4 separate regions of the Homo sapiens genome follow, and all the other regions are linked to region 2. The links are chromatin loops, found by intact Hi-C in ENCODE. Cell type or tissue: GM12878. All regions are shown on one strand. Region 1 overlaps ARHGAP24 (Rho GTPase activating protein 24). Region 2 overlaps ARHGAP24 (Rho GTPase activating protein 24). Region 3 overlaps ARHGAP24 (Rho GTPase activating protein 24). Region 4 overlaps ARHGAP24 (Rho GTPase activating protein 24).

The links. Hi-C counts contacts between places; a loop is a spot of excess contacts. Peaks named below come from ENCODE experiments on the same cell type or tissue, not always from the same donor. Only the 100,000 strongest peaks of a DNase experiment are listed, where the experiment ranks them.
Region 1: a loop joins it to region 2, with 2.9 times the contacts of the local background. A loop is called at or near these places in 6 of 110 quality-filtered maps.
Region 3: it touches region 2 in a loop (3-fold over the local background); 2 of 110 quality-filtered maps call a loop at or near these places.
Region 4: a loop joins it to region 2, with 3 times the contacts of the local background. A loop is called at or near these places in 2 of 110 quality-filtered maps.

What each region holds. Positions count from the first base shown.
Region 1 is chr4:85,744,428-85,752,427 of GRCh38, reverse strand. The region is part of intron 3 of ARHGAP24 (Rho GTPase activating protein 24); the gene reads right to left. Among named protein-coding and RNA genes, the nearest start is that of MIR4451, 26 kb to the right of the region's middle. In GM12878, a CTCF peak has its summit at 4,333 (motif pointing right); no DNase peak of the experiment used is centred here; H3K27me3 peaks cover 157 bases.
Region 2 is chr4:85,553,338-85,561,337 of GRCh38, reverse strand. The region is part of intron 1 of ARHGAP24 (Rho GTPase activating protein 24); the gene reads right to left. Among named protein-coding and RNA genes, the nearest start is that of ARHGAP24, 82 kb to the right of the region's middle. RefSeq lists enhancers at 3,623-4,022, 6,075-6,124. In GM12878, no CTCF peak of the experiment used is centred here; DNase peaks (open chromatin) are centred at 3,867, 4,838 and 5,967; H3K27ac peaks cover 1,631 bases.
Region 3 is chr4:85,605,726-85,613,725 of GRCh38, reverse strand. The region is part of intron 2 of ARHGAP24 (Rho GTPase activating protein 24); the gene reads right to left. Among named protein-coding and RNA genes, the nearest start is that of MIR4451, 110 kb to the left of the region's middle. RefSeq lists an enhancer at 2,966-3,025. In GM12878, no CTCF peak of the experiment used is centred here; DNase peaks (open chromatin) are centred at 3,065 and 5,865; H3K27ac peaks cover 207 bases.
Region 4 is chr4:85,697,666-85,705,665 of GRCh38, reverse strand. All of the region lies in intron 2 of ARHGAP24 (Rho GTPase activating protein 24), which reads right to left. Among named protein-coding and RNA genes, the nearest start is that of MIR4451, 21 kb to the left of the region's middle. In GM12878, no CTCF peak of the experiment used is centred here; a DNase peak (open chromatin) is centred at 3,505; H3K27ac peaks cover 1,046 bases.

The DNA.
Region 1 (8,000 bases), 190 kb before region 2:
TAACTCACACTGATGCAAGAATGTGTGCTTCATGGAGTTGTGGGGTTCTCTCTGGTGACATGTTCTGAGTGAAGATTTTGAAAAAGGGAAGGGATGCTTCCTGGTGGGCACAGAATGTTTTGCAAATGGCAGATGGTAACACTGAGACAAACTGTACTTATTCACTGGGCTCCCCAGTAACTGCACACACCGAATGGGCCTGAATTACAGTTTATCCAGATGCCAGACTTTGAGGACACTCCCCATACCACTCACCTGTAAGGCAGAGTGAGCACCTGTTAGATGACTGAAGTGGCTCAGTGCTTCTATCTTCAGGGCAGAAATGGTTCCAGATGCATGTTAATGCTTGTATGGCTATGTGGCGAGGAGTGGCACACTCTTCCTTGCCACATCTCCATAGTTTGAATATTCAGAGCACAGCAGCAAGGGAGGAAGGGAGAGGGAGGGAAGTTTGATTTATTCAAGCTAGAATTCAGTGCTTAATACTGTGCTAGGCAGTGCCATAGGCATTGTCTCATGTATTTTTTAAGGTAGTATCTGTATTCATTATTTGAATCAAACTGGAGAGGTTAAATGATTTACCTAATGTCATTCTAGAGCCCACTGGGAGTCCAGGTCCATATTTCTTCCTCTCCCCTTTTCAACTACCTAATTCCTATAATGGTGCTTTCATCCAAACTTGAGGGATTGGGAAGGCAGTTTCCTGGGAACAATCCTGAAGGGAAATGTGGATCTAGTTAACAGGAAACCATGCTTTTGTAGTGTTTACAATCCACACTGTTTTCTCATTTTATCCAGCAGAGCTTAGCATCCAAGACATTTACTTGTCTGTTTCAACAGCTGTTAGAAATTAAAAACAAACAAACAAACAAAATTGGGCTGAGAGCTTTGGAAAAACATTTGGCAATGTATCTTAGGTTAAACCATATAACATTGCCAATTTTTGACTGATTTTGGCCTATAAACCCCAGAATTTCTTATGGCCATCCTAATATATAAATTTAATACACACACTCATAATATTTGAGTCAGCTAGCATGTCAACATACATTTATAAGATATTGCAGGTTTTTTTCTAACAACAAAGACTGCATAATGCCTAAATACCTATTAAGAGCTGGATTAAAAAAATCTAAATATTCTGCACCCATGCAATGGAATACTATGCAGCTATTAAAAAGAATAAGTAAATTTATATTTGCTGATATAAAAAGATATCTAAAATCAATTAAATGAAAAACAAGATACATAACAAGAACAATATATTCTATAAATTGACAAGTGAATGCTTATATGTGAATCATATTGATTTATAAATAAACACATAAATAATGTGCACACACATATATGTCTATAAATCTGGGCAGAGAGATTGATGATTTGAAGGCTGTAACTCAGGAAAAACTTATTTTTATGTGTATTCTTTTGTGGCATTTAATTTTTTCTTTTATTCTTTGTGTAGTATTCTAAAAATTATTATGAAAGGCAAAGAAAACACTCTTTGATACCTGCAACAAAACTGTGTAGAAGAGAAGAGAGATCTCTGAGACTTCTGCCCCGCAGTGAAACAGGGAAGAGGAACATTTTTTAGTGGAAGAAACAATGACTAAAGATAGAAAGGAATGAATGGTGCCAGGCCTAGTGGCTCACATCTGTAATCCCCGCACTTTGGGAGGCTGAGGTGGGTGGATCACCTGATGGGTCAGGAATTCAAGACCAGCCTGGGCAACATGGTGAAATGCCGTCTCTACAAAAAATCCAAACATTAGCTGGGCGAGGTGGTGCGTACCTGTAATCCCAGCTACTCGGGAAGCTGAGGCAAGAGAATTGCTTGAGCCGGGGAGGCAGAGGTTGCAGTGAGCTGAGATTGTGCCATTGCACTCCAGCCTGGGTAACAGAGCAAGACTGTCTCAAAAAAAAAAAAAAAAAAAAAAAAAAAAAAGGAATGAAAAGAGTCATGTTAATCCCCTGGGCTCTAGAAAAAGGGTGAGATGGAGCCACTCTGGGATTAAGAAGTATCTGTCATGGGGCAAGATAACAAGTCATCTTGACCCTCCCAGTCTCCTGGGTTCCTAATGCTCCCTGCTGGAGCCCCTTGTCCTGGCTATAGAACCATAGCTGCTGAATAGATATTTAGAAATCTCTGATCTCACTATCCAAATAGACTCCCAAATCACTCCATATCACAACTCCCTGATTTATTTTACTTAAAGAAAAACATAGCACTTATCACTAACTGACACTTATACATTAACTGACGATTATTTATATATTTGCTTATTTTTAAATTTTCTCCTACCAAAAAACAAGTTCCAGAACAGCTGACATTTCATCATGTTTAATAGTGTCTCCCTGGAGTCTAGAACAGTGCCAGGCACAGTACGTGAGGGGCAGGTGGATGGATGTCTGTCTGCATGCAGTCATGGATGGATGCATGACTGAGAGAGGGTTGCTGCTGCTGCCGCTGCTGCTGCTGCTGCTGAGACCACAGAGAGGAAACTCTGAACTCACTGTTCTTTAAAACTAACACTACAACCTATGGTTAAAACTATATTTGTGGAGGCCAGGCACGGTGGCTCACGCCTGTAATCCCAGCACTTTGGGAGGCTGAGGTGGGTGAATCACCTGAGGTCAGGAGTTCAAGACCAGCCTGACCAACATGGGGAAATCCTGTCCCTACTAAAAATACAAAAAATTAGCCAGGCGTGGTGGCAGGTGCCTGTAATCCCAGCTACTCAGGGGGCTGAGGCAGGAGAATCACTTGAACCTGGGAGGTTGCAGTGGGCCAAGACTGCACCACTGCACTCCAGCCTGGGCAACAAGAGTGAAACTCCATCTCAAAAAACAAAACAAACAACAACAACAATAACAAAAAACTGTATCTGTGGGGGTTGTAGTTTTCAAACAATAAAGAGGCATGCCTAGTTTGACAATCCGACAAGATTGTCTGAGAATAGAGCAGTCCTGAAAAATCTTTGGTGGGTGGTTTCTATGACTCCTATATCAACTGGTAATAATTTTTCAGACATATAGAAGTCTAGCTTTTTAAAATTTTTGTTTGTTCGCAATGGAGTGAGACTCTTCTAAGGACATAACAATATGGAATAACATAGTTGGCACAGGAAATGTTTTCTGAATTCCAATCAACAACTAAGAAGCAACTATTTGAATGTAAAGCTTAGTAAACTGGAGACTGCTTGTAGAGCAAGAGTTGAAGGAATTCCTAGAATCTACCTTCGGCAAATGAGAAAAAGACAACATATTAGATTTGTGTGTCTTCTGCAAGTCCCTATCCTGATGCCATAGCTGATTAGTCACAATAGAGCACTTCATGCTCAATTTCATGTTGGGCTGGAGTCCTGTTCCCAGAAATTTGGGGTAAGAGCTAAGAAAAAGCCATCCGGTATGCCTGTATGACTAGAGGTGTAACATCTTTAGAGTTGTTGGTGACCGTATTCTGCCACGTTGAGGGAGAGACAGCCTGACAAGAAACAGGAATGATGCAGATGTGCCAGGATACATGAGGACAAGAGCCGGAGAGAAACACTGTGTCAGAGACTGTCAAGTAAAGTGTTCAGGCTGATCCTGAGGCTTTGTGGCAAGTTTTCTTTGAGTACCTGCCAAAGTTCCACAGTATAGAACAACACTGAGACTTGAACCCATTCTAATTTTGCTCTTATGCACAGGAAATACTGTCTTTCTGCATCATACTTGGGAGATAAAACATATTTCTTTCTCTTGGCATTTTTATTTTTATGTAAATCTTTTTTCAAAGTTTGCATATATTGCATCATATATCAGTTTCTTACTGTGTCTCTCATATATCCACAATTTAAAAATACTCCCATTTTATTTAAACGTCCAAATACTTGGCTGTTAATTTTGTCTGGATCATATATTCTTTCTAAGTTTAAGTTTTTGTTATCAGGAACAACTGAGTTTAATCTACAATTACTTTCTGTACTACAAATAAAAGATGTGACTATAAAGCAGTATCACTGCTTTCAATCTTGAACAAATTCACCAGATTTTGTATATTTAACTATCTTTCTGGCCTATCAGAATATTTTCTTAACCCCAGCATGGCATATGTATGAGAAAGGGAGTTACGGATTTCTACTGGACCTCAGAGTAAAAATCTTTTAAGAGCTATTAATACCATATGCTCGGAGAAACAAGGAGGATTGTGTAATTTGTTTGGAGTAGGTGGTCAACATGCATAGAGGTAGGGGATGGCCAGGTTGCTCACTGGTGTTAAAGACATCAAAGCCAAAAGCACTTGAAGTCTTTCCTCTAGGTTAGGGTTCTTTTAAAAACTTGCAAGACAAGTGCCTGCCTTACAGGGAACCTGTAGAGGGCAGTATTGCTGTGTATTTTGTATCTGTCAACTAAGAAACTACTTCCACACAGCCAAACAATCTAGGCATGAACAGATATAAGCTGCTAGGTTAAAAGTCTAATTGGTTTTAAAGGATACCTGGTTTGTCGCTCTTATTTTTAAAGTCACTCACAAAATTTTAAAACATTGTCCCCTCCAAATCTTCTTTACTTATTCACAGCACCATTTTTATAAAATGTTCTGTCCTGATGATTTAGGTTCTGTCCTTAATGATTTTAAAATATATTTTAAAAAATTACAAATTATTCTATTTCAGAATCTAAATGTAAAGAGCAGATATTCAATTTTCAGCTTTTGCTTGTTTGTTTGTTTGTTTGTTTTTGTTTTAGACAGAGTCTAGCTCTGTAGCCCAGGCTGGAGTGCAGTGGCACAATCTCGGCTCACTGCAAGCTCCGCTTCCCGGGTTCACGCCATTCTCCTGCCTCAGCCTCCCGAGTAGCTGGGACTACAGGCGCCCGCCACTACGCCCGGCTAATTTTTTGTATTTTTAGTAGAGACGGGGTTTCACCGCGTTAGCCAGGATGGTCTCGATCTCCTGACCTCGTGATCCGCCCACCTCGGCCTCCCAAAGTGCTGGGATTACAGGTGTGAGCCACCGCCCCCGGCCTCAATTTTCAGCTATTTTAATGCCATATTGTAGGCGGTTCAATTTTGTTTTTATTTGTGCTTAGTGCTTTTTTTTGCTAAATAAAATACAAAAGATATCTAACAAGATTACCTCCCAAAAAAGGATTTTTTTCAAAAGCTATACAAGATACTTTCTACTCTAAAGATATTTTAATATGATCACATTTTAAAACATAAGTGAAACGTAAACTGATGATAGGAGATTTAAAAAGCAAAAAATGAAAGAGCTTATTTTAAAAGTTAGCTTTGCTCATGTTGCTCCAGGCATTTCCTGAAAAGTAGGAGAAAATGTTTCTAGTGCTGTTTATAATGGTTTTAAAAGAAAGAAGCAGCTACTCTCATATGCATTTGTACTGACTGGCAGTGATGTCCCAGCCATGGTTTAGTTATATACAAATAAGATCCCTGAAGTCCTGTATTAATGGTTTCCCATTAAAACAGGCCAATCAGGCTGGGTGCGGTGGCTCACTCCTGAAATCCCAGCACTTTGGGAGGCTGAGGCGGGCAGATCACGAGGTCAGGAGATCGAGACCATCCTGCCCAACATAGTGAAACCCCGTCTCTACTAAAAATACAAAAAAAATTAGCCAGGCATGGTGGCAGGCACCTGTAATCCCAGCTACTTGGGAGGCTGAGGCAAGAAGAATCACTTGAACCTGGGAGGTGAAGGTTGTAGTGAGCCGAGATCGCACAACTGCACTCCAGCCTGGGTGACAGTGTGAGACTCCATCTAAAAAAAACAAAACACAACAAAACAAACAAGCCAATCAAACAACCTGAGTGCCTCTCCTGTTCAGGCGTGTGGTTAAAAGATACATGCAGGCACAAAATATAGCCCCTGCCTCCAAGGACATCACAATAGAGGTTAGGGTATGACATGAATGTTAAAAAAAAATGAAATCATACAAAGGAAATACAACAAACACAAGAACTAGTATAAGAAAAAATGCTTCTCTTGAAATTAAGTATTTTGGAGTTGGTTATTTTGAGGTTTGCTGGTAGAGGAGCTGGGCTTACAGGATGGATAAGTTTGTAGAAAAATAGAAAATGAAGAAGTCATGAAGAATCAGTCAGATACTCAAAAGAAGGAGGGCTGCATAGCACAATTTTAATATTTGCAACACTAAATGATTCTTAACAAGGAAGCAGATTCCCAGCCCTGCCTATCCATTCCTGGAAACTGGGCATCATATCGCTAAGGAGGAATTTAGCCCCAATTCCCTAGCTTGCCCTTTCTTTCCCACTTGGGAAAAGTACACAGTGAAAAAAGCAGGTATCTATATTACTGTGTTCACTACTTCCTCCTTCACGACTCCTAGGAAATCTATAGAATTATATGAGAACAAAACAAAACAAATAAAAACCTACCCCGACTTGACTTTAACTTACATCAAATTGCCTTTAACAGTAAATGTGTTCAATTGCTGGCATGCCTATTTTCTTAGTCCACTGGACTGTCAGGCTACAGGGGAAGGCACTGGGTTTTGGAATCATAGTACCTAGCATCATGCTGCAGAGCCAGGCTAGGCATTAGAATAATCTGCAGAACTTGGAAACTTATAGATTCTTGCCACGTAATAGAAATTTTCCCTCCAACAAACTTCTCCAGGACTTTATTTAGCATGAAGAACATTCTTCTATGTATTACACTTAGTTTGGTAATCTGTAGCCCATTAGATTATTATGAGATTATTCACAAGTTCAAGGACTATGTTTTATTCACTTTTTATGTCTTTCATACTGTGTAGTATGCAAGTAGGTACACAGGATGTACTTGTTGATTTTATTTTCTTATAGTTTTTTTTTTTTAAGAGATAAGGTGTCACTCTGTCACTCAGGGTGGAGTACAGTTGTGTAAGCACAGCTCATTGAAGCCTTGAACTCCTGGAGTGAAGGGATCCTCTTGCCTCAGACTCCTGAGTAACTGAGAACCACAGGTGCACAGCACCATGCCCAGCATATGTGTATATATATATTATATATATGTATATATACTACTATATATATTATATATGCACATGTATGTATACAATATAATACATATACTCTATAATACATATATATGTATATATGTATATATACATATACTACTATATATTATATATATACTACGGTATATATTAGTAGTTACTGGGGTCTCTCGCCATCTTGCCCAGGCTTGTCTCAAATTCCTGGTCTTAAGTGTTTCTCCTGCCACGGCCTCTTGAAGTACTGGGATTATAGGCATGAGTCACCATTCCCGGCCGCTGGTTAAATTTATAAGCTTCTCTCCTTTTCACGTTTTCCTGGGCACAAATTTACTCATATCTGACAATGACAACCACTTTAAGGATGAAAGCACCTTGCTTTAACCTCACACTCATATTTAAACATTGTTTGGAATTAATAGTGGAGAGCATTGAGACTGGATTAAAGAAGGCTTCTGAAAATGGAGGGCACATTTAGACTTGTCTAGCTGTTTAGTGGAGGCTGGCATATGATATTCTGTACCGCCTGGCTAATTCCCTCTAATGATTGGACTACCTTTAAGAATTCTCTGAAATAAGGACTTAACAAACAAATGGCATGCATGGGGAAAGATATATTTTTAAAAGACTAAATAACCATTTTAAAAAGCAGCAATACATAATGAAAAAATATCCCAAACCAATATGAAAGATGATTCAAGTCTCTTTTGTTACAAGTTGTTCTGGAGTCCTGTCAGTCAGGAATGTCACAGCTACAAGTAACTTCTTGGTTTGCCTCTAACGCGTGGAGGGTGGAGGATGGAGGGTTTAGGAGAGACCTCAGTCATCTGCTTCCCAGCTCAACCTCTCTTTATCTCTCTGTGTGTCTTTTCTCTCTCCTTAAACACTGGGGTAGCATTTAACAACCAATATGCTAAAGATCCATTCTCCTTGAATTTGTGCTCCAAGAGTACTAATTTTTTGCTCTCATTTAAGAAATTCTATTCATTTATTTTGTGACTTGGGCC
Region 2 (8,000 bases):
TAAATATGTTTATGGGAAGCAATTGGATTTCTTAAAGTAGCTGGAAGGGCTTAGGACTTTCACCTGTGGTTTTCCCACTGCCTGGACATCATGGTTAACTTCTATTTATCCTTCAGGTCTTCTACAAAGGCTTCCCTGGTGCCACCACCACCCCGCTCTGAAAGTTCCCCTTGCATGATACCATCCTGGACATGACCCTTATCACATGTAGACCTTGTTTTTATTACTTCTCAGTGTTCTACACCACAATAGACTCCCTGGAACCCATCAGATGAACTAGAATATAGTGAATGCTCAAATAATTGTTAAATAAATGGCAAACTGATGAATAAGTGAATGAATGCTTCAATCCATCTTTGTGTTTCAGTCAGTCTTTGGGGTCTACATTAAAATTGACACCAAAGCCCTCAAAGATCCTGAGTACTGTACAAAAATCATAAAACATTTGCCGTTGTTACTAGACACAAATGCAAGGACATCATGACCAATTCTCTCTTTTAAACCTAACCCAAATTTAGTGGCTTAAAGCTAAACTGAACTTCAAAAATGATTGAACCAAGTGGATTGCCATTTGTCTCACTGGATGCTACTCTTAATCATGATTTGAGTTAAAAATAAACATTTCTTCTTGAAAATGAAAAGTATAACCATGAAAAGAACAATGGGAATTAAATGAAGCACAACAGCCACGAATATAAAGTCAAAAATAGTCACCAGAAGGGCATACCTGGGGGAACTTACGTACAGTTATTTTCATGAAGAAACACTACAAAATCCTGTTGCTTGATTAAATTGTTCAAAACATCACAGAATAGACAATAGCAAAAAATGATGTGTATATTGGGATGGATCAGGAACATCAATCTCCATATTATATTTTAAGCTTCAACGTTTCCGTATTCATTTGCTAAGAAATCAAAATGACTTACTGAAATGAACCATAAAAAAGGAAATTTCTCCTAAGAATTTAGCTTTTGTTGTCTACTTAATGCCTCATACATTGTAGAGAGAATCTTTTCCCTCTTAAGATGGCTTTAATTCAACTAGAGAGAAAATTATATATATTAATTTTAATATATGTATAATACTTTAATATATACTTAGAACTGCCCTTCACCACCACAGTGATATCTGAAGGACAAATAAAAAAGACAACCACTGGAATTCCCCATGCTGATAACCTGAGTAGAAACAAAAATCAAATCAAAACATATACTTTACCATTGATTGGGATTAAGAAAGAACTGCTGCTTGTGAAGCCCAAGGCAGACATTATTAATTAATCACCTGTGTTCACCCCCAGATGCCATCTCAATCCAGTACTCTAGGCAGTCACAACCAACCAATCATATATGGAAAGGTAAGAAAGACTCTTTGCTAATTCAATTCTGTAGACAAACTAAGAACTGAAGATATCCCTTAAATATCAAATAGAAACTCCAGTGCTTTTCCAAAAGCAATGGCATCTGAAACGGGAAAAGATGAGAAATTCAACTTATTTTAATGGAAAGTGAAGACGGCAACTATCATTTCATCATATGGCCACAGAGAAACAAAGAAAACAAGCCTGAAGCAGGGAAGATGAAAAGAAGTTGGATGTCTCTTATTTTATATTTATTAATTGAATCTGTGACTAGACCCCTCAAAATAGGATCAGAAACATGATGTTATAAACATCTCAATTTTTAAGCTTTTGTGTGTACTCCACTCCCTCACCCATAGTTTATTAATATGATTTTGTTTTGAAAAACTGTCACAAAGAAAAGAAATTTGGGGAGGCCCAGAAGGCTTCTGAAGATGTTGGTCCAAATATACAAAATGCCAATTAGACAGGAGGAAAATGTTCAAGAGGTCTATTGTATAACATGACTATAACAATGTATTGTGTTCTTAAACATTGCTAAGAGTAGATCTCAAGTGTTCTCATCACAAAAAATAAGGATGTGAGGTAATGTTTATGTTAATTTGTTCAATTTAGCCATTCCAGAATGTATGTGTATTTCCAAACATGATGTTGTACATGACCAATGTATATAATGTTTATTTGTCAATTAAAATGAACTCATTTATTAATTTTTAAGAGGTTTTCCACACCTAAATCTGAAAAGTAATAGGATTATAATACCCAAGGGATGGGAGAGCAATGGCAGTAATGAAGGAGAGCTTTATGCACATAGCAGAGAGAATTGAGAGAGGAAAGCTGAAGCCCGTATGACACTGAGAAAGTCAGCTGGGTCCTTTCCTCATTATGGGGAAATAACTGCTGTGCCTATAATTTATAGAGCCCCTCCAGCACTTTCCCTGATGTCTATAATTTTTAAGCTAAGATGAAAGCTTTCCTGAAACACTACTTTTAATATCAGGTTCCTTTAGTGAGTCTGACCTAGGAGAATCAAATGTTGTTGATTGCATTATCATTTCAAGCCCCTCAGTGGGGCCAGCTATTTATTCAACTACACTTCAAAGAAAATATTTTACAAGTGGGTAACTTTGATGGAGATAGTCATTTGTCTACAATGAACTCTCCAATTTTCTCCTTCAAATGAAAACCCCGAGGTACTTAATGATTTCCAATAAGGACCACTCATTTTTGTCAATTAATCCTGTGGGTGGAACATCGTCAGGCTTGCTCTAAAGCCTAGCAAAATGATTAGGCTTTCTAAGTATATAAATCTTGTGCTAATCACTAAACCACAGTTGCTCTCCCAGTGGTTTCTTATATGGAGGTATGGACAACACAACTTTTTTTTTTTTAGAATCTGAGGAAGGTAGGGAAAAACTTTTGTCAAAGTGAAAATAATAGCATCATTCATATTATGGTAGACTTTGATGTGTTAAACTGTGATCTTTGATGAAGTACTGCTATTCACATATAATTTGAACATATTTTAGCACTTCAAAATATCTGATTATTTCACACTTTAGTTTTAGATATGCTAAACAGAAATGTAGCTTTACTGCACCTGAATACATTTAATTAGCAGTTTAGAGAAAGAGAAATAAATCTTCTACATAAAACATAATTTTTTAAAATTAAGAAGTTTGGTGGCACATATGTTATTTGAAGTATCCAAGAGCCTGTCTCTGAGGACTCCCCTCTCCCTCATCCCATGTTTTTCTCGTTGATGCCACCATCCCTTTGCTAAAGGGATGGGCTTGAACTTAGTTGCTCATAGAACCTGAGCTCCCTAGCAACAGTGACTGGCCCAGGAAATGGACATGTGACTCAGACAGTGCCAAGTAGAGTCTTCCCTTAGGATAGGGAAGACACTGAAAGGATGAGCATCTGAGGTTGGCGGCATTCATCTTCCCTTTTAGCAAAGCCATTTGTAAAATGACGCTATGCAGAGACAAGCTGGTGTGAGAGAGGAATGGAGAGAGAACCCAAATACATTTGTAACCTGAGGAAAGGGAATGATTCACTTAGAAAGGATAAAGTAATAGCATAAAAATTATAATGTACACTTCATTAAAGATAAAAAATATGTGCTCATCAAAAGACATCACTAAGAATATGTAGTCTTCTGTGACCAGAGGAATTGGGAGATCCACAGGGAAAATGCCAGGATACCTGGAAGCTAGGAAATGATTACAGAAATATTTCTACATGGAGGCCAAGATGGCTGACTAGCAGCAGCCAGTGTGCACTGCTTTCACGGAGAGAATAAAGAGTGGTGGGTTGACACTAGCTCTTCAACCGGAACATCCAGGTGAACACATTGGGATTCATCAGGGAAACAGCATGACCCACAGAGAACAGAGAAGAGTGAGACAGGAAAACTGCCCACCTGGAGTGGCCCAGAGCCAGGGGAGTCACCACACTGGGGAAACAGTGAGTAAGTGAGAGTCCTCAGGGACCCACACTTCTACCACTTCTGCTCAGGAAATCCCCGCAAACTCCCCTGCTGCGGCCTCCAGACCAACACAGAGAACTACGTGGGAGTCTGGGCAGAGCCCTGCTCAAGCACACATGGAGTCCTGGGAGCCTTGGATCCTCAGGCACCCTGGCACCAGTGGCTGCAGGTCCAGCAATGGGGAAGGTCAGCCTCCCTCACATGCCTGCAGGAAAGGAACCAAATCCACAGCTGAGCAGTGATGGACTGCAAGCCATGCCTCCACTGCACCTTGCAGGATAAGGCCCATTGGCCTGGGGTGCTGGTGAGGCCACCCCAGCCCCACCTGAGTTCTTGGGCAGGGAGCAGCTCTGCAATTCCCTGGGACAGAGCTCCCAGAGGGAGAGGTAGCCTGCCATTTTTGTTTCTCTGCAACCCACCCTCCTGTTGCTCTCAGGCTCCAGAGGGTGTGCAGTGACTCGGGACTCTCCCAGACCCCCGGCAGAGCTGCCTTATGGAAAAGGGACAAGACTGTGTTCCACATAGGTCTCCACCTCTGCTACTGCTCACTGGGCAGGGCCTCCAAACCTGGGACTTTAGTGACCCCCTCCTGGGCTCTCAGAATGGTAGCAGCTCTACACTTTCCTGGGATAGAGCTCCTAGAGGGAGGCAGGGCACCATTTTTGCTGTCCTGCAGCCCTTGCTCCTATTGCCCTCAGGCTCAGGAGGGAGTGGAGTGGTTGGAGACCTATGGAGATGCCCAGCACAGTGCAGCCACCTTACAGAAAAGCAGCCAGACTGTTTTCCACATGCGTCCCCACCTCCCCTACCCTTCACTCGGCAGTGCCTGTTGACCTGGGCCCCCAATATGATTAACCTGCCCCCACCTGAACACTTTAGTCAGTGGTGGCTCTGCATTTCTCTGAGGAGGAAACCCCAGAGACAACCCAGAGCATGTATGACATTGCAGTTGCAGCAGTACTGCCCTGACTGTCCTCGGGCTGGGGAAGGAACAAAGGGCCTGGTTGCTATGCTGAAACCTCCAGCAAGCTGCAGCTATCATATGGAGAGGAGCCCAGTCTCTTTCCAGCGAGCTCCCACACCCCACTCTTCACCAGGCAGGGGTCTTGCCTCAAGATCACTGAAGAGCTCCTCCACCCGCAACTGAGAATTCCCATTGCTAATGGCTTTGTGTTTCCCTGGGGAGGTGATCCCAGAGGCAACCAACAGCCTCTCTGTACCTGATGCCCTCAGTCTGGGGAAGAAATAAAGAACCTGAGGGTTTTACTCATACTTCTAGCACACCACAGTTATTATATAGAGAGAAGCTCAGGCTCTCCTCTCTGTGAGCCCTCAAACCCCCACTCTTCACCCAGTCGGGCCCCAAGCTTGGGCCAGCAGTTGCAGTCACCCCCACCCACCAGCTGAACATTCCCAGTAGCAGTTGCTCTGTGTTTCTCTTGAGATGAAGCTTCCAGAGGCAACCAAAAGCCCCTCTGCCACTGCCATTGCAGTGGTACTGTCCTTGCTGCCCTCAGACTGGAAAAGGAGCAAAGACTCTCAGTGATTTAACCACACCTCCTTTAGGACAGCCACTGCTGTCCTAAAAAGAAGAAGCCAGTCAGTTTCCCCCCATGAGCCACCTGGCCTCTCTGCTCATCAATATGCAGGGCCCCCTGGCTTGAGTCCACAATGCAGCCACCCCACCCCAGGCTGATAGCCCCAACTGGGAGTGGCTCTGCCATTTTCTGATATGGAAACCTGAGAGACAAGTGAAAGGCCCTCTTCCACATGTCCCTACCCATGGCAAGGTCCCTTCTCCTGCTGCCTCCCAGCTAGAAAGGAACATAAAGCCTGAGCTCACCCAGGGCTGCAGTGTGCAGCCAAGAAGTGCCAAGCCAAGAGCTATAGCCAGGACTTGAGTGGGAGAGGATTCCACACTCTTAGAGCACAGAGAGGGAGCATATCGCAGTCATGAGGAAATACAAAGCAGTGAAGTGACTAAGCAAGAGCCTACCTACTGGTCATTATGCTTAAGCACCACCTACTTGATCACAACCCAAACTTCAACAACAAAAATACTTTGCTAATATAGGCCACCTTCTGCCCACACTGTGAAACCAAGGACAAGAACTCAGCCACAAATAAAGTTCCTGCACAAAGCCTCAACCCTCCAAAAACATCCTGAAAAGAAGTCAACTGACTGTACTCAAACTAAAGCACATGGTGGGGTGTGGCAGCTGCATTGAATCACCCCACACAGATGAGAAAGAACCAGCACAAGAACTCTGGCAACTCAAAAAGCCAGAGTGTCTGATTTCCTCAACAACTGCACTAGTTTCACAGCAGGAATTCTTAACCAGGATGAAAAGACTGAAATGAAAGAAATACAAATCAGAATATGGATAGGAACGAAGAGCATCAAGATTCAGGAGAAAGTCAAAACCCAATCCAAGAATTCTAAGGATTACAATAAAATATGATACAGGAGCAGTTAGATGAAATAGCCACTATAAGAAAGAACTGGCTGGGTGCGGTGGCTCATGCCTGTAATCCCAACACTTTGGGAGGCTGAGGTGGGCAGATCACGAGGTCAGGAGATTGAGAACATCCTGGCTAACACAGTGAAACCCCATCTCTACTAAAAATACAAAAAAAAAAAAAAAATCAGCTGGGCGTGATAGCGGGCACCTGTAGTCCCAGCTACTCAGGAGGCTGAGGCAGGAGAATGGCGTGAACCCGGGAGGTGGAGCTTGCAGTGGGCCAAGATAGCACCACTGCACTACAAACACTCCAGCCTGGGTGACAGAGTGAGACTCCATCTAAGAAGAAAAAATAATAATAATAAAAATAAAAAGAACCAAACTGATCTGATAGAGCTGAAAAACACACTACAATAATTTCATAATGCAATCACAAGCATTAACAGCAGAATAAATCAAGCTGAGGAAAAATCTCACAGCTCAAAGACTGGTTCTCTAAACTAACTTGAACAAAAATAAAAAATAAAGAATAAAAACGAGAAATATGGGATTATGTAAAGAGACCAAATCTATAATTCACCAGTGTCCTTGAAAGATATGAGGAGATAACAGGCAATTTGGAAAACATATTTTAAGATATTATCCATGAAAACTTCCTTAACCTCGCTAGAGATGCCAATGTTCAAAATCAGGAAATGCAGAGAATTTCTATGAGATATTACACAAGAAGACCATCCTCAAGATACAGAATCATCAGAGTCTCCCAGGTCAAAATGAAAGAAAAAATGTTAAAGGCAGCTAGAGAGAAGGCATAGGTGACCTAAAAAGTGAAACCCATCAAACTAACAGCAAACCTTTCAGCGGAAACTCCACAAACCAGAAGAGATTGAAGGCTTATATTCAGCATTTTTAAAGAAAAGAATTTGCAACCAATAATTTTATATCTAGCCAAACTAAGCATCATAAGCAAAGGAGAAGTAAGACAAGCAAATGGTGATGGAATCCATTAACCCTGGACATGCCTTACAAAAGGTTCTGTAAGGAGTGCTAAATATGGACAAGAAAGAATGTTATGCACCACTACAAAAACACACTTAAGTAAACTGACCACTGAGAATATAAGACAACCACAAAAACAAGTCTACATAATAACCATTTACCAACACCATGACAGGATCAAATCTCCACATACCAATATTAATGCTGGATGTAAATGGGCTCAATGGCACCAATTAAAAGGCACAGAGTAGCAAGCTGGATAAAGAAGCAAGACCCAATGGTATGCTGTCTTCTAGAGACTCATCTCACATGCAATTGAGAGGTGAAGCCAGCTGGGCTTCTGGGTCGGCTGGGGACTTGGACCACTTTTCTGTCTAGCCAAAGGATTGTAAATTCACCAATCAGTGCTCTGTGTCTAGCTAAAGGTTTGTAAATGCACCAATCAGTGCTCTGTGTCTAGCTAATCCGGTAGGGGACTTGGAGAACTTTTCTATCTAGCTAAAGGATTGTAAATGCACCAATCAGCGCTCTGTGTCTAGCTAAAGGTTTGTAAATGCACCAATCAGCACTCTGTAAAACAGACCAATCAGCACTCTGTAAAACGGACCAATCAGCACTATGTAAAATGGACCAATCAGCTCTCTGTAAAATGGACAAATCAGCAGGATGTGGGTGGGGCCAAATA
Region 3 (8,000 bases), 52 kb before region 2:
ACTTAGTAAACTTGTAAACTTAGGCAAGCAGGTTCCTGGCTAGTATATTAAAAATGTGAATAGGTTTCTGCTAGGTGTTTGGTAATATTCCCCAAAAAATGGACAAACTCAGCAAAGAACTGACTGGTTTGCAAATAGAATTAAGAGGACATATGGCGATCCCAGAAATGTTGGGCTTTGCTGTGCAGGAAAATAAAATTGTTTCTCATTCTTAGCCTTGCCAGTCAGCAAAACATCAAATTAATGGATAACCTGGAGGCAAAAATCAAAGCATATATATGATGTACATATGTATATATACGTATTATAATGTCTGACACCTAATAGGCATTTAATAAATTTAAGACTTTCCTTTATAACAGGACAGGGTTCATGCAATGGAATATTATATAGCAGTTAAAATGAACGAAGTACGTCCTAAATTAATCAACATGGATAAAATTCAGAAATATAATGCTGAGTGATGAAAGCAAACTACAAAAGAAGTCATAAACTGTGATATTTATTAAACTTTTAAAACATAAACTTAGTGTTGTTTATGGATATACATATATGCAAAGCTGTGCAAAGGTATACATTTGCACACACCAACTTCAGGATAGTAAACTGTAACTTAAAAAGGAAGGGAGACTGAGTGCGGTGGCTCACACATGTAATCCCAGCACTTTGGGAGGTTGAGATGGGCAGATTGCTTGAGCCCAGGAGTTCAAGACCAGCCTGGGCAACATGGCGAAACCCTGCTTCTACAAAAAAATACAAAAATTAGCTGGGTGTGGTAGTGTATCTGTGGTCGCAGCTACTCAGAAGGCTGAGGTGGGTGAATTGCTTGAGTCCAGGAGGTTGTGGCTGCAGTGAGCCATGATTGTGCCACTGCACCAGCAGCCTGGGTGACGACACAGCGAGATTGCCACAAAAAAAAAAAAAAAAAAAAAAGGAATGGAAAGGATAGGGCTTTAGCTGTTATCTGTGTATCTGTAACATTTTCTTTCTTTACAAAAATACTGTATGAAAAAATATGGCAAAATGTTAATTCATTAAATGTGAGTGGTGGGTATATGGGTATCCTCTAAATATCTTCTAAAATGGTTTATTCTTCTGAGTTTTTGAAACATTTCATAATTAAAACTAAAAATAATATTAAATAGAAATGAATAAAAAGCATTCCTTTTAGTATACAGCTTTAGATTATTTATTCATGGGTGAAGAATAAGATAATATTTAAATATGAAATTACGCATTTTGCTACTTGGATGCTTTTGCTATACATTGGTCTTTTTTTTTTGAAACAGAGTCTTGCTCTGTTGCCCAGGCTGGAGTGCAGTGAGGCTCACTCCACGCCGAGTGGAGTGCACTCGGCTCACTGCCAGCTCTGCAGTGAACTCCTAGGTTCACGCCATTCTCCTGCCTCAGCCTCCCGAGTAGCTGGGACTACAGGCGCCCACCACCACGCCCAGCTAATTTTTGTATTTTTAGTAGAGACGGGGTTTCACCATGTTAGCCAGGTTGGTCTCAATCTCCTGACTTTGTGATCCACCCGCCTCGGCCTCCCAAAGTGCTGGGATTACAGGCATGAGCCACCGCGCCCGGCAGCTATACACTGGTCTGTGTGTGTGTGTGTGTGTGTGTGTGTGTGTGTGTGTGTAATGTAATGAAAGAGAACCCAATTTATCCACATCTTTGCCTGACTAGCCACCAAAGAAGAAATATTACCCTAATTATTTGCACCAGTTATTTTTAAAGGATTCCTTGCCAGTGCATGCAGTCAATTACAACATACCCACTGGTACTATACAGAACCTGGAGAAAAGCACAGGTCAAGTAGGGGATTATAATTAAATATCTGAATGAAGAAGGAAACAACTTGTTTGCCACAGAAAGACAGGTTAGAGTTTGAAAACAAGATGTACTCACATTTTTCTTGCCTAGTCCATCAAGTTTCAACAAGCAAGCAGTACATATTTTCATCAGACATTTGCCATAGACTCAAAGGATCATCTTAATTTCCAGTCTTTCTCCACATTTTCTAACACAGGCTTATGTACCTGAATCATTTGCCTCATGAAAGGAAGGGATCGGGTTCATGGACAGAGGGGAAGTGGTGAGGACAGGGACTACTGTCGGACAGTGCAGGTAAAGAGTTAGTGATTTTTGTAGTATTGACTAATAAATCCAAACTTTTCCATAAGCTGAAAATTTTTTAAAAAAGAAAGTGCTAAACACAATTTCTAAATCCCTAAAAAATTCAGACACTTTTTTAAAGCTGTCATTTTTCTTAAGTGGATAATTGTCATGGGATCTAGTGGAGATACATGCTTTAATATTATGCAGTGACTGTCATTTATCCAACACTATGACAAAGGTGTTCCATGCATATTAGTTTATCCACACAATAACTTTAGGTTAGTCTATTTATTTGGAAGTTTATTGTTCAACTCCCTACATTTACCAGGTCACATTAGGAAGCAAAGGTTTTTTTATAATATAAAATATTCACTTATCCACTAAACTATAACATTAGGCCCCCTTCCAAGATGCTTCCCAGTTTCACATGTAGCAGTAGCACATAGCTGCAATTATAACTTGTTTCATATTAGATGAAATAGTTATGTGTATAACTCTATGTTTTTAAGATAAAAATCCTAATAAAACTTATTTTTTATTATTTACCATGAAATCAGGCTCTTTTTCAAAATGGATTCATGTTTTCCTATTTCCAATTTTCTTTAACAATAAACATCCTCTCTTCTATTATGATCATGATTTTTAGATGAATAAATTGATACCAAAAGGCAGTTTTTCTTTATTTCTTTCATATCTGTAGAAAACCACACCAAGAGCCTCGACAAATCCAGATCTAACTTACTTCAATATGCAGCCTAACTCTTCAAGTAAAAATGTAAGAGCCACCAAAATTGAGGCACTACTGTAGGAGGCCTGGAAAGACAATGAAGAGACAGTAAAAGGCTATTGGTGAATGTGAATGGAAACTTTGTGAGTTACTAGCAAACACAAGACTTTTGAAACTGGAAACACTTGTTCACCATGGTAGCAAAAACCACCACAAGTCAGAAATCAGTGTGACACTTTTTCCCCACGACGCTAGAAACCACCTTGAGATAATTTCTGATATAGTTTCAACTCAGCTTCACCCATTTCAGACCCTTTGCATTTTGTCTATTTCTGTTGGTGATTCTGAGTCAAATCTATTAAAATGTATTCATCTGGCTCAATAAGGGTGCTTTCTTTTTTTTTTTTTTTTTTTTTTTTTTTTTTTGTAGATGGAGTCTCACTCCTCACTCTGTGGCCCAGGCTGGAGTGCAGTGGCAGGATCTCGGCTCACTGAAAGCTCCACCTCCCAGGTTCACGCCATTCTCCCGCCTCAGCCTCCCAAGTAGCTGGGACTACAGGTGTCCGCCACCACACCTGGCTAATTTTTTTGGATTTTTAGTAGAGACAAGGTTTCACCGTGTTAGCCAGGATGGTCTCAATCTCCTGACCTCGTGATCCGCCTGCCTCCGCTTCCCAAGGGTGCTTCCTAAGGAATATGTGCTTCATACCATGGTATTCTACATTACCTCTTCATTTCAACATACTAATGCCAAACGCTCTGCTAGACCTGAGCAATAAGAAGTTGGCTCAGACTTAGTCTACACCCTCAGGGACCTGACACAAATAAACAAGTTCATTAAATTGTCTTATGCCCAATCATCACATAATCTAGAAATATCAGTTGTACAATAGTTAAAAATAGGGTAATCTAATGAGGTGCAGTTTAATAGCATTTAAACTGGAAGTGCCATAATGCTAAGCAATGAAGGATCTCTTTTTCAGGTCATCAAAGTATTTCATCATATATTTCAAAGTAACTATGAGAAAGAATTTTGAATATTTTTACAACAAAGAAATGATAAATGCTTGACATGATGGATATGCAAGATACCCTGCTGATTTAATCATTATACAATGTATATATCCATTAAGACATCACACTGTGTCCCATTAATATGTGCAATTATTATGTGTCAATTAAAAATGATCTAAAACTGTAAAAAAATCTAACTTAGTCATGAAGGAATGCATGGAGTTGCCTTCCCAATTGTGATAATGGGAAGAGCAGAGAAGGCACAAAAAACAAAGAAGCCCTTGTGTTAGAAAACAACTGAAGTCATTCCAGATTAATTAATAAAAATTTTATATGTATTATGCAAAACATATTAAAGGAAAATAAAATTGTCTTAAAAATCAGTAATTACTCAACTGATAGTGAACTTGAAACATTTTCAAAAGCAGTGATAAAAACTCAGTTCTGAAACAGAGTAATACTCTTATTCCAGAATATTCTGGGGGTACATAAAGGAGGATCAATTGGACGAGGACAGTGTAATGGAGGCATACATTCCAGAATAAAACGGAAACAACACTATTGCTCCTCCTGGCTAATGATGTTCACTAATTTCTCAATGAAGAGAAAATTCAGTTGATGGCAATACCCCATATATTCTATTTCTATTGTTCAGTTTACATTTAGCAAAATAGATAATTTTATAGGGGTCCCATTTCAGAGCATATTTATTCAATCCTTATTAAATAATAGCAAATTTATCCTAGCACTTTACTAGATACTAAGCATTTTAGAAACATAATGTATTGAATCATCACAACCATCCTTTGCTGGAGGTAATACTCTTACTCTTGTTTTACAGATGAGGAATCAGAGTCACAAAAAGGCTAAGAAGTTGAAGGTCACACAGGGAGTAGGTAGAGAGCCAGGATTCAAACCTAAGCAGCCTGTGCTATCTCTCTAACTAAAGAAAGTCCTCGGGTTTAATTATATTAATAAATTCATATTTAAAAACATTGAGTACTGGCTGGGCATGGTGGCTTATGCCTGTAATCCCAACACTTTGGGAGGCTGAGGCGTGCAGATTGCCTGAGGTCAGGAGTTCGAGACCAGTCTGGCCAACATGGTGAAACCCCGTATCTACTAAAAATACAAAAAAATTAGCTGGGCAGGGTGGCACGCACCTATAATCCCTGCTACTCAGGAGGCTGAGGCAGGGGAATTGCTTGAACTAGGAAGGTGGAGGTTGCAGTGAGCTGAGATCATGCCATTGTACTCCAGCCTGGCGACAGAGCAAGTCTCTGTCTCAAAAAAAAAAAAAAAAAAAAAAAAACAACCAAACAAAAAAACATTGAGTACTATCAACCAGGTACTATATGAAGCACAGGGCCACAGAGATGAACACTATTGTTTATGTTTATATGTAAATAATAAATACAATAAAGTCTCACAGAGACTAGGCTATATTTATAATGTCAGTGGACCACAAAGAAGTAGTGGTCAGCATGGAAACTGTTTGGCTGGTTGCCCTAACAGGTAACATTCAACTTGTTGCCTTTATTGACAAAAATAGAGATGCATTAGGTAATTGGCATCCTTAAAAAAATTCCATATTAGCATACCGTATTTATGTCTGAAAGTCTTATATATTACAACAGTCTCCTCTCCCTGTTTTATTCTTTTCCTCTTTTCTCTCTTTTCTGCCTTTTTCAATTCAATTCATATTTTTGAGCATACACTTGAATAAGACACTTTCTGCTCATTCATTATAAACAACATATTAGAATTTATGTTAAAGACAAAGAAGGCTCTTAAATAGAAGAAATCTTTAAAGAGTTTAGAAATTTTCATTCGCTCCTTAGCTTTCCCCTACCTCTGGCACATTTTGTGGCTTCTGTTTTATAACTGCAGACCCACAGACAGTTAGAGGCACACCTGTATAAACACCAAGGCCCAGAGATTTTCGTTGGTCTGCAGCCAGCACCAGGCATCATGCACTTTCATATTCTGTCTCACTTGAGCCCCATCAACACCTGAGGGAAAGCCCAAGACCAAGGGGCTAAACCCTGAGAAAGTTGGCACGGCGTAGCTATGGCTCCAACACCTGGGCTAAATGAGGAAGTATTTTTGATACTTCCTCATTTAGCCCAGGTGTTGGAGCCATAGCTACGCCGTGCCAAGTTTCTTAAAAAAAAAAAAAAGAAAAGAAAAGAAAATAATGCTTGACAGTTTTCAGAAACATTTCCTTCTTTATGATTTAAAATTCATCCCAGAGTGGCTGTGATATATGTGAATATAGCTAAATGCACAGAGAAATATCTGGGACAGATTCAAATGAATGAAATGTATTAATGATATTAGGGAAGGGGTACGGAGATGATTCCTGCATGATATTTTTTTAGTGACAACTGGTGACCTGATACCAGTGAAGTGTAAGATTGTGGTTTTCTTTCTCTTTCTCTCTTTTTCTCTCTTTCTCTCTTTCTCTCTCTCCCTTCCTCCCTCCGTTCCTCCCTCCCTCCCTCTCTCTCTCTTTCTTTCTTTTTGACGATCCTTGGTATTTTGGAAAATCTTTGTGGCTAAAATAAAAGAAACTTAAAGGACATTTGATGCAGAATACATAGCTCTCTATAGCGAATGTTGATCTCTATATCTCATTAATTCAGTTTAGGCAGAATGGAAATCATCTGACCATTCTGGCCCTGATACAGACTCTATTATTCTCATCCATGTGTTTCTATAGATAACATCTACTCCATCTCCAAAGGGAGAATGTCCTTAGATAGAGGGAAGTAAACTCAGGCCCTCTCTCACCAAAGACAAATCAAACTTGAGAGAACTGCAGATACCCTTCCACATTTGCAAAGCCCTTTCATAAAGTTCTAGCAATCCATGAAGGAAGTAAGGTCTGTATTATTATTGTCTCTCAAACTCTTCAAGTCTTTTCTTAAATGTCATCTGATCAGTCTTTCTCTGGCAATTCTTCATAAAGCAGCAATTATTTTCTTCCCTGGCTCCAGCCTTTCTTATTCCCTTGCTGGTTTAAGTTTTCACCATAGCACTTAACTCTATCTAGAACATTACACATTTATGTATTTATATAATGTCAGTCTCACTTGACTACAGTGAGAAGAGTGACTTTGAGTTGTTCACTGGTCTATCCCTGGGGCTTGGAATAGTGCCTGTCAGTTAGTTCATACTTACCCAATATTTGCTGAATGAATAAATATTGAATAAATGAGTAAATATAAGGGCTCAGAAGAGTGTAACTTGTTCAAGTAAGTTACAAAGCTAATTGGTAGTAGATTCTAGACTATACTTCGATCTTAAAAAATCTTTATCTTATCCTTTTTCTTTTCCTTTTTTTTTTTTGAAATGGAGTCTCGCTCTGTCGCCCAGGCTGGAGTGCAGTGGCCCGATCTCGGCTCACTACAAGCTCCCCATCCTGAGTTCACGCCATTCTCCTGCCTCAGCCTCCCGAGTAGCTGGGACTACAGGCACCCGCAACCACGCCCAGTCAATTTTTTTGTATTTTAGTAGAGACAGGGTTTCGCTGTGTTAGCCAGGATGGTCTCGATCTCATGACCTCATGATCTGCCCGCCTTGGCCTTCCAAAGTGCTGGGATTACAGGCGTGAGCCACCGCGCCCGGCCTGGCCTATCTTTTCCTTTATCTATGGAAATCCTAAATGCCCCTTTGAGGTCTGATGCCCCAAAGACTGAAGATATTTCATAAGGTGTTTGGCACATAGTAGGTATTCAAAACATTTTTTTGCATCTGAATCTGAATAACTGAGAATACCACCCATGACATAAATGTTGTAATTTTCCACTTGCTGAAAGTCTTTGAAATAACTCCAGTGGGAAGAAGGGAGATGAAGATGGTTCCTGAGGGGGTTCCAAAGAGAATCAGAAAAGGTCAGCTACCATAAATAAGTATAATTCTTGCAGGAATTCATCACAATCTCCATAAACGCTGATTACTGAACACACCTCCAACCCTATTGTTCCCTGTAACCTTTTCAGACTGAGATGTACTTTTTTGTTGTTGCTAAACAACACATATTCTTTGTAGAAATTGAGAAATGCACAGAAAAACACACAGAAGAAAACTTAAATCTCCTATATGTAATCACATTGAACAGAAAAAATCTATAAAC
Region 4 (8,000 bases), 140 kb before region 2:
AATACAGATAACACTAGCAATTAACTCATATGACCGTTGATAGCTGAACACGATGCCTGCATGTGGTAAGCACACGAAAAAATGGTCATTTCTAAAAATGCTGGACTATAACCTTCCCTATCTACATAATGGAATTCAATCAAAAGGTTCTAAAATGTTGCTATCTCTACAGGTGTTCTGATTACATGGTTGTTGCTCACAGTGAGTGTGTAGTCACTTCCCACGTGAATATTTACATGCATGCAAGTCATATTATATTCATTCAAGTAATTATTGAACTTCAATATGTATATGTCTTATTTGTACATGTATATTCGTATATTTTGTTAAATTTTCTTGTTAGAGTCAAAAAATTAAAATTTAAAATATAGTATCTGTCATATGTGTAAATTTTAATACTTTATAAATAATTTTTAAATATATCCTATATAAACTTGGTAAAAATCTCATATTTCATTAATTTTATAATTTGCATTTTCTCATTTTATATTTTTTAATTTGGGATACATCTTATAGACAATGGTAGATCATAATTCAAATTATAGTGTGTTATTATTCTTAGTAATACCTAAAATGATGGTATGTCTTACATTTGATTTGGTCTCACATTAACTGAACTATGGTTTAAATGTGAAGAATAGGTATATCAATCATAAAAAGCAACAAAATCTAAAGGAAACTCTCATCTTTTCTACTTTCCTAAGTGATTCCATTCTACTTAGATTTATCCACTCCAAACTTTTAAAACTTATTGACCCTTGGTCAATCAAAGTACCTTATGATGTTTTCTTACTTTTCATTAAAAAAATTCTATCTGGTTGCTTATACATTCAAAAATCTTTAATAAGCCCTACTATATGCCAGATACGGTACTGAGGACATAGTACTTAAAAACAAAGAACAAAATATAAGTTAACAAAAATGAAATGTAGAACCTGTCCTCGGAGTTTCCTTTGTAATTAACAAAGAGAAATATATGCCATATGATGCCACTTATTACTAAGTTGTTAAAAATATTTTTAAATAAATGAAGACAAAGAACTGAGTATCATAGTTTTTAATCCCTCCACAGGTCACAGCACATCGTCTTATATCCAGTAAATGGAAAATACATTCAGTACTTCATGAAGGTACTTTGGCAAAAGTTACATTTAGATACTGCCCAACTTCTCCTATCACTACCATATTTTTTCTTATTTTTTGATGGCCTCCATTCCAAAACTATCTTATAAGATAATTTTCTCATGGTGGTCAATAAATTTTAACTCATAAATAAGGGGTTTGATGCCAAGACTTCAACACATTCTCATAAGCATTTTTAGAAAAGTTGAGGAAGAAATGGTTTCTTTGACTAAAAGGCTGGAAGCTACAATGATAGAAAGAAGATATATTAAAGTGCAGTATTAAAAACCTGTATGCAAATGTACATAGTGGATCTACTAATAAATCTGACAAATGGGGTACAACCTAAATATTTTTCAGCAACTAACTGGACAAAAAAAAACTGTATATATGCATACAATTGAATTGAATACTACTCTGCAGTGAAAAGTAAGGAGCTACTGATAACACACAACAGCACGCAAGAATTTCAGGTGCATTACGTTCAATGAAAGATGACAGGCTCAAAGGTTACATGCTATAGATTGCATAATATAACTTTCTGGCAAAGATAAAACTTCAGGGACAGAAAATATACCAGTCATTGCCAGGGGCTGAGGGTGGGGGAGCGGATGACTGCAAAGGGGCATTGGGGATTTTTTTGGGGGTAGCATAACTGTTCTATAGTTTGATTGTGGTGGTGATTACATAACTCTATGTAAATTATACCTCAATAAACCTGACTTTAAAAATGTAGTGTTGTTGATGCTCTGGGGTGTTGGAGAGTGCCTTAGTCTGTTTGGGCTGCTATAACAGCCTACCACAGACTGAATGACTTATAAAAAGGATAAATGTCTTTCTCACAGTTCTGGAGGTTGAGAAGTTCAATATCAAGGTGCCAGCAGATTTGGTGTCTAATCAGGGTCAGCTTTCTAGATGTCAGTGTTTTTGCTGTAACCTCACATGGCAGAAGAGGCAAGGATCTCTCTGGGGCCTCTTTTATAAGGGCACAAATCTCATTCTTGAGGGCACTACCCTCATGATGTCATCAACTCCCCCAAGTTCCCACCTTCTAATTTCATTATCTTGGGGGTATTTTGATGTGTTAATGAAGTAGGGGACACTAACTACAAACATTCAGAACATAGAAGAGGGTTGCCCACTGCTGCCAGCCAAGTCAACGTAAAACAGTACTTCATCCTTACTGGGTGTCTAGGACCATCTGTCATCTCATCTCATCTACCCTGAACATCTACCACACTCAATGCAGAGAAAACAGTAGTGCCTTTCACATGACACGTACTAAAAATATTTGTAGAATGGGAAGCTGACTAAATGAATAAAAAACACGTGAATGAATTTCTTACAAGTCTATGGTCTTGGTGACCAGGCAACTTTTAATTATTCTATTTCCACTGCCTTAAAGGATAAAATCTACTTCTTTCATAGCCTCATTTTTATCAACAATGACCCAGTTGTTTTAGTCATAATCTTGGTAGGATCCTTAGTTTCTTTTATATTCATTTTTCTCTTCTCTATTCTTTCCCACAAGTAAATTCTCCTTTCACATGCTTCTCGGTGGGGGTCTCACTTCTGACCTCCACCTTTGCCTTTCTCTGTCCATCACAGCTGGCCACAAAGAGCCTTCCCTGTCACTGTTTTGAGTATATTTTGTATTTCTCAGACCCCTTCATGGGTCACTTATAACAAGTTAAAATTTCTGTTTATGCAATAATGAAAGCTGAAGTGAAATATTCAAAACTGAGTACAAATGATGCTGTAAATTAAACATGCATTTAAATCTTGACAATCTAGTAATATATTCTGCAAACAACCTCATTACAGGACATCAAAACTCACAAACCCCAGGGCGAACGAATGCAAAACAGAAGACAACATTTATACTTTTGTTTCTTGTATTTCATTGAATAACTTATTGACAATTTGTGTAAAAAAGTTTATCAAATTGAAGGGACTAATTTTTTATTGTGTTTCAATAATGTATCTTATAATACTTTAGAGCCTATAAAATATGAATATATGTTAATGTATATGAAAAGATTTCAAAAACACTTTTAAGAAATAAATTTTATAAAATAGCTGTCAAAAATGTTAATTATTAATTAAGTTGATATTTGTTTGCTATGCTGCTAATAAATAACCTAAAACAATCATTTTAAGGTATGCATTATTCTAATTTTAAGAAAGTTGCATCTGTATAAATACAATGTACATCTGTTTCTCTAGGCAGAAGAAGAAAAGTAGAGATTTTTTGAAAACTTGTTTGGCTTCTGTATTTTGTTCTGCGTTTTCACCAAAACATAACAGAATGTACTTCCCCTTTCAAGTTACTACTCTTCCTTTGTCTATATATTTACATATGCTAGAGTCATAAAGAGAGAAGCTTTATTACATGTGTGGGTGTATATATTATATACATATATCTTATAACTAGAGAGAAAGGAAAAAGAGAGACACACATTCATAGGCTGATAGGAATGGAGTAGAGATGAAACAACCTTTCAGAAGAAAAATATGTACCATGGGTTGATGGACTTTTGGACAGTCTTCCTTAGACTCAGGAACTGAGTCCAAATCTCTGGTTATTTTGTTCTCTCAGGCAAGACATGAAGGAAGTGTGATCTGACCACATTGCAGATGGTTTGGATAATCAGCATTCAAAAAAGAATTTTTATTAAATCCATTTACCATATGTTTCCATTAAGCTGGAGCCTCTATTGTATTATACAAACACACATAGTACACACATATCTATATATGAATCTTGATGTCACTAACTCTATACTTTGTGCTAATGTAAGAGTTTACTGGGTTCTTGAACATCTGTCAGGACCACCCAGACAATTCTGAATTGTAAAAAGAAAAAAATTCAGTCAACCAAAATCTGACCAGATAAGACATGAAATGTAAGGACAGGCTTTTGTATTTGTGACAGCTGTCCCAAATTCTTCATTGATTGATGTATTTATTTTACAGTAGGATGCAATCACTGTAAAATAATTGCCATCTTAAGATGCATACGGTACAGTTTTTTTGAAAAGATGCAAACAGCAAAATTGATAACAAAAACAAAACAAGATGATATTGGGTACTCAGGGTGGGAAATGTTGGGAGATGGGTGAGGGAAAAAAGAAGATATATTGGGTGCAGTGTACAGCGCTCAGGTGATGGGTGCACTAAAATCTCAGAAATCACCACTAAAGAACTTACCCATGTAACCAAAACCTGCCTGTACGCAAAAATTATTGAAATAAAAGATTAAAACAAAACAAAAGGCTATGAGGCAAGGAATATAATAAATCGATAATGTGATTAGGAAGATAAAATGTGTTTTATGTCTAGTGTGGCCATACGCAAGAAGAAATATAAGTAGCTGATGGAGGGAGAGATAATAGCAAGTGGTTACTATCACATCTCCTTTCCTATAAACCTTTTCTTTAAAAATTCTGTAATTATAATGACAGAGAGACTAATGAAATACCCAAAAGTTATTCACTTTATTTCTTATAATGAAATATTTCTTCCAATTCCAGATCATCTTAATTCATGAATTTCCAAGGGGAAGGATTTCTCAAGGAATAAATATTGGAAATTATGTCTACATAAAAAATACAACAGTGTGAAACAAACAAAGAGAGATATTTTATTTTTGTTTTGCCTGCTGGAAGATACTATATAAAGGAAAATATACCAGATAAATTTCAAAAATAGAGTGATTTTCCATTTTTTTCTCTAGTGATATCTTACATTCACCATGTCTACTTTACATCAAACTCTTCATAATAAAAGAGTCTTTTTAGTGGAGTCAGTATAAGTTCACGTTTCAAGCTCAGACTTCTAACCTTGATTTGTTATTCATATATACTGCTCTTTCTCTACTTGGATATCTAACACACAACATTAAGTGACCACAAACAGAACTAAGCTCTTTAACCACCACCTCCCCAACCACCATTACCACCACCCATCAGCTGGCTTCCCCTGTAATCCTTCCTATCTCCATTGATGGCAATTTTGTCTTTCAGGGTATTCAGCCAAAAATCTTGAAGTTACGTTTGACTTTCCTCTTTTGCACCACGTCAGCTGCATTAGCAACTCCTGTTGGCTCCATTTTCTTCTTCTTCTTTATTTATTTATTTTTTTTTTTTTAGACAGAATCTCACTCTTTCCCCCAGGCAGGTGTGCAGTGGCATGATCTTGGCTCACTGCAACTTCCACCTCCCGGGTTCAAGCAATTCTACCTGCCTCAGCCTCCCCAGTAGCTGGGATTACAGGCACCCATCCTTACACCTGGCTAATTTTTATATTTTTAGTAGAGATGGGGTTTCACCATGTTGGCCAGGCTGATCTCAAACTCCTGACCTCAGGTGATTCACCCACCTCTGCCTCCCAAACTGCTGGGATTACAGGTGTGAGGCACCATGCCCGGCTCAGCTCTATCTTCAAAACAGATGTACTGGTCACTTATTACCTCTACTGTGTGATCTCCTCAGGAAAGTAAAAATCATTGCTAAGTATGAGGTTTAAAATCTCAATCCAGCTTGTGTAACATAGTGTTTCCTTAATATTATTAATTTTTAATGGATAAATGTAATATTTTTCTATAGATAACTTTGTAGCTGTTCTTTTATTCACTCAACAATATATATTAAATGCCTACTATGGGCCAGGCACTATTCTAGGTACTTTGGATACATCAGTGAACAAAATAAAGATCTCAGTCCTAGTGGATCGTATACTTAATGGGAGACAGACAATAAACAATACACAAAATGAATACATTATGTACTACCTTAGAAGATGATAATGACTGTTCAGAAAAGAAAAAACAGTAGAGAAAGTGAAGTCAGGAGTTATAGCGGGGTGGGGAGGGTGTTGGTTAACAGTTTTAAATAGGGTGGTAAGGATATCTCTCTGAAAAGTAAATTAAAAAAAAAAAATTGAGACAGGGTCTTGCTCTGTTGCCCAGGCTGGAGTGCAGTGGCATGATCATAGCTCACTGCAGCCTCAACCTCCCAGGTTCAAGTGATCCTCCCACATCAGCCTCCCAACTAGCTGGGACTACAGGCAGGCACCACCACATCTGGCTAACTTTTTTGAAAAATTATTTTTTGTAGAGACAGGATATCACTATGTTGACCAGGCTGGTCTCAAACGCCTGGGCTCAAGTGATTTTTCCACCTCAGCCTCCCACAGTGTTGGGATTACAGGTGTGAGCCACTGTCCAGTTTGAAAAATGAAATTTTTAATGGACACTCATCAGTTTGATTTCCTTCTGCATATCTAGGAAGAAGATTAACAAGGAGGTGCCAAGAATAAAATGACATATACTGCTGTAGTCTCTGATTCAAATCTTTCTCTATATCCATCATAGGATCATGTTTGTAAGGGAAAAAGCAAAGAATAGATGGGACAAGGATGCAACCAAAAATATCCACTTATGGGCTGAATATTTGTGTCTCCCCAGAATTCATATGTTGAAGTCCTAATCCCCAAAGTAATGGTAATTAGAGATGGGGTCTTTAGGAGGTTTTTAGATGAGGTCATAAGGGATGTCATGGTGACATGGTCAAAGGAGGAGCAAGTGGGGGGTGGTGGTACCACACACATTTCAATGACCAGGTCACAGGAGAACTCACTATCACAAAGACAGCACCGGCTATGAGGGACCTACCCTCATGACTCAAACACTTCCTGCCCAGCCCCACCTCCAGCATTGGGGTTACAACTTAACATGAGATTTGGGTGAGGACAAATATCCAAACTATATCAAAGAGTGTCCTTGCTAGGTCGCTCTTTGTCATGGGAGGACAAACTATGAACGTGCTATGTGGAAGCCAGGAAGAAGCCCTCGCCAGAACCCAACCATGTTGGCGCCCTGGTTTCAGACTTTTAGCTTCCAGAACTGTGAGAAAATAAATGTCTGTTGTTTGAGCCACCTGGTCTATGATATTTTGCTAAGGCAGCAGGAAGAGATTAACAGACCACTACAATGTTAAGTGTTGAAACTTTACAAATGTGAGCCTATGAAGCCAGGAAGGATGTTATATAGAGAAGTTCCATGTTCAAATACAATTTATAGTGCCTCCCAAATGTTGAGGCATTTAACATTCAAAGAATCCCACAAAATCATGTTAATGATCTCTCTGAAGAATTTCTGGATCTGCCCACTTTCTATATTCTATAGATACACTTGCAGAGTTTACTTACACTTAGTCCCCCAGCTCCCACTCTTTCCTCCCCAGGCAGACAGTCACAGAAACCCTGCCAACCTTCCATGGGTCCAGCAGTCCATCAAATGACTAAAAATGAAGCTGCTCTGGTAAGAAGCCAAGCTCCAAACTGATAACAATGTTGAAATATCTGTATACCTGAACTAATTTAATTTTGTCATACATTGTCACAATGGACAAAGCCTTAACAAAGTTTTAGTGGGTGCTTGTGTAAGTAGATACTGCTGGCTAGTCTTCCTTCCCACTTCTCCCTTCCTCTCCCACACTCCCCTCAAATACACACTTCTTGCTTAATCTTGCTTTACAAATAATAGTATATGTTTGCCTAAGAAAATATTTCAAGATTAAACAATGAACATGAAATGAAAATGGACTCAGTATTTCTATGAAGTTTTTGTAGCTTTTTCAAATTGGGTGCCCCTAACTTTAATTTTAATGACTCTCTGACACCTCCCTTCACCTCTGGTCAAGGCAGGCTTCCCTTTCCTGCCTGTCTCCCTTCCTCCACCTCACACAGAAACATCCGTTTCCACTTCCTGAGTTTTTCTTATGCTCATCACTTAACCTGGAGTGTCCTTCCAAGTGTGTTCTGATTCCTAAAAGTTCAGCCTCTACCTTCTTCACTTTTTTCCTCAGAAACAGCCC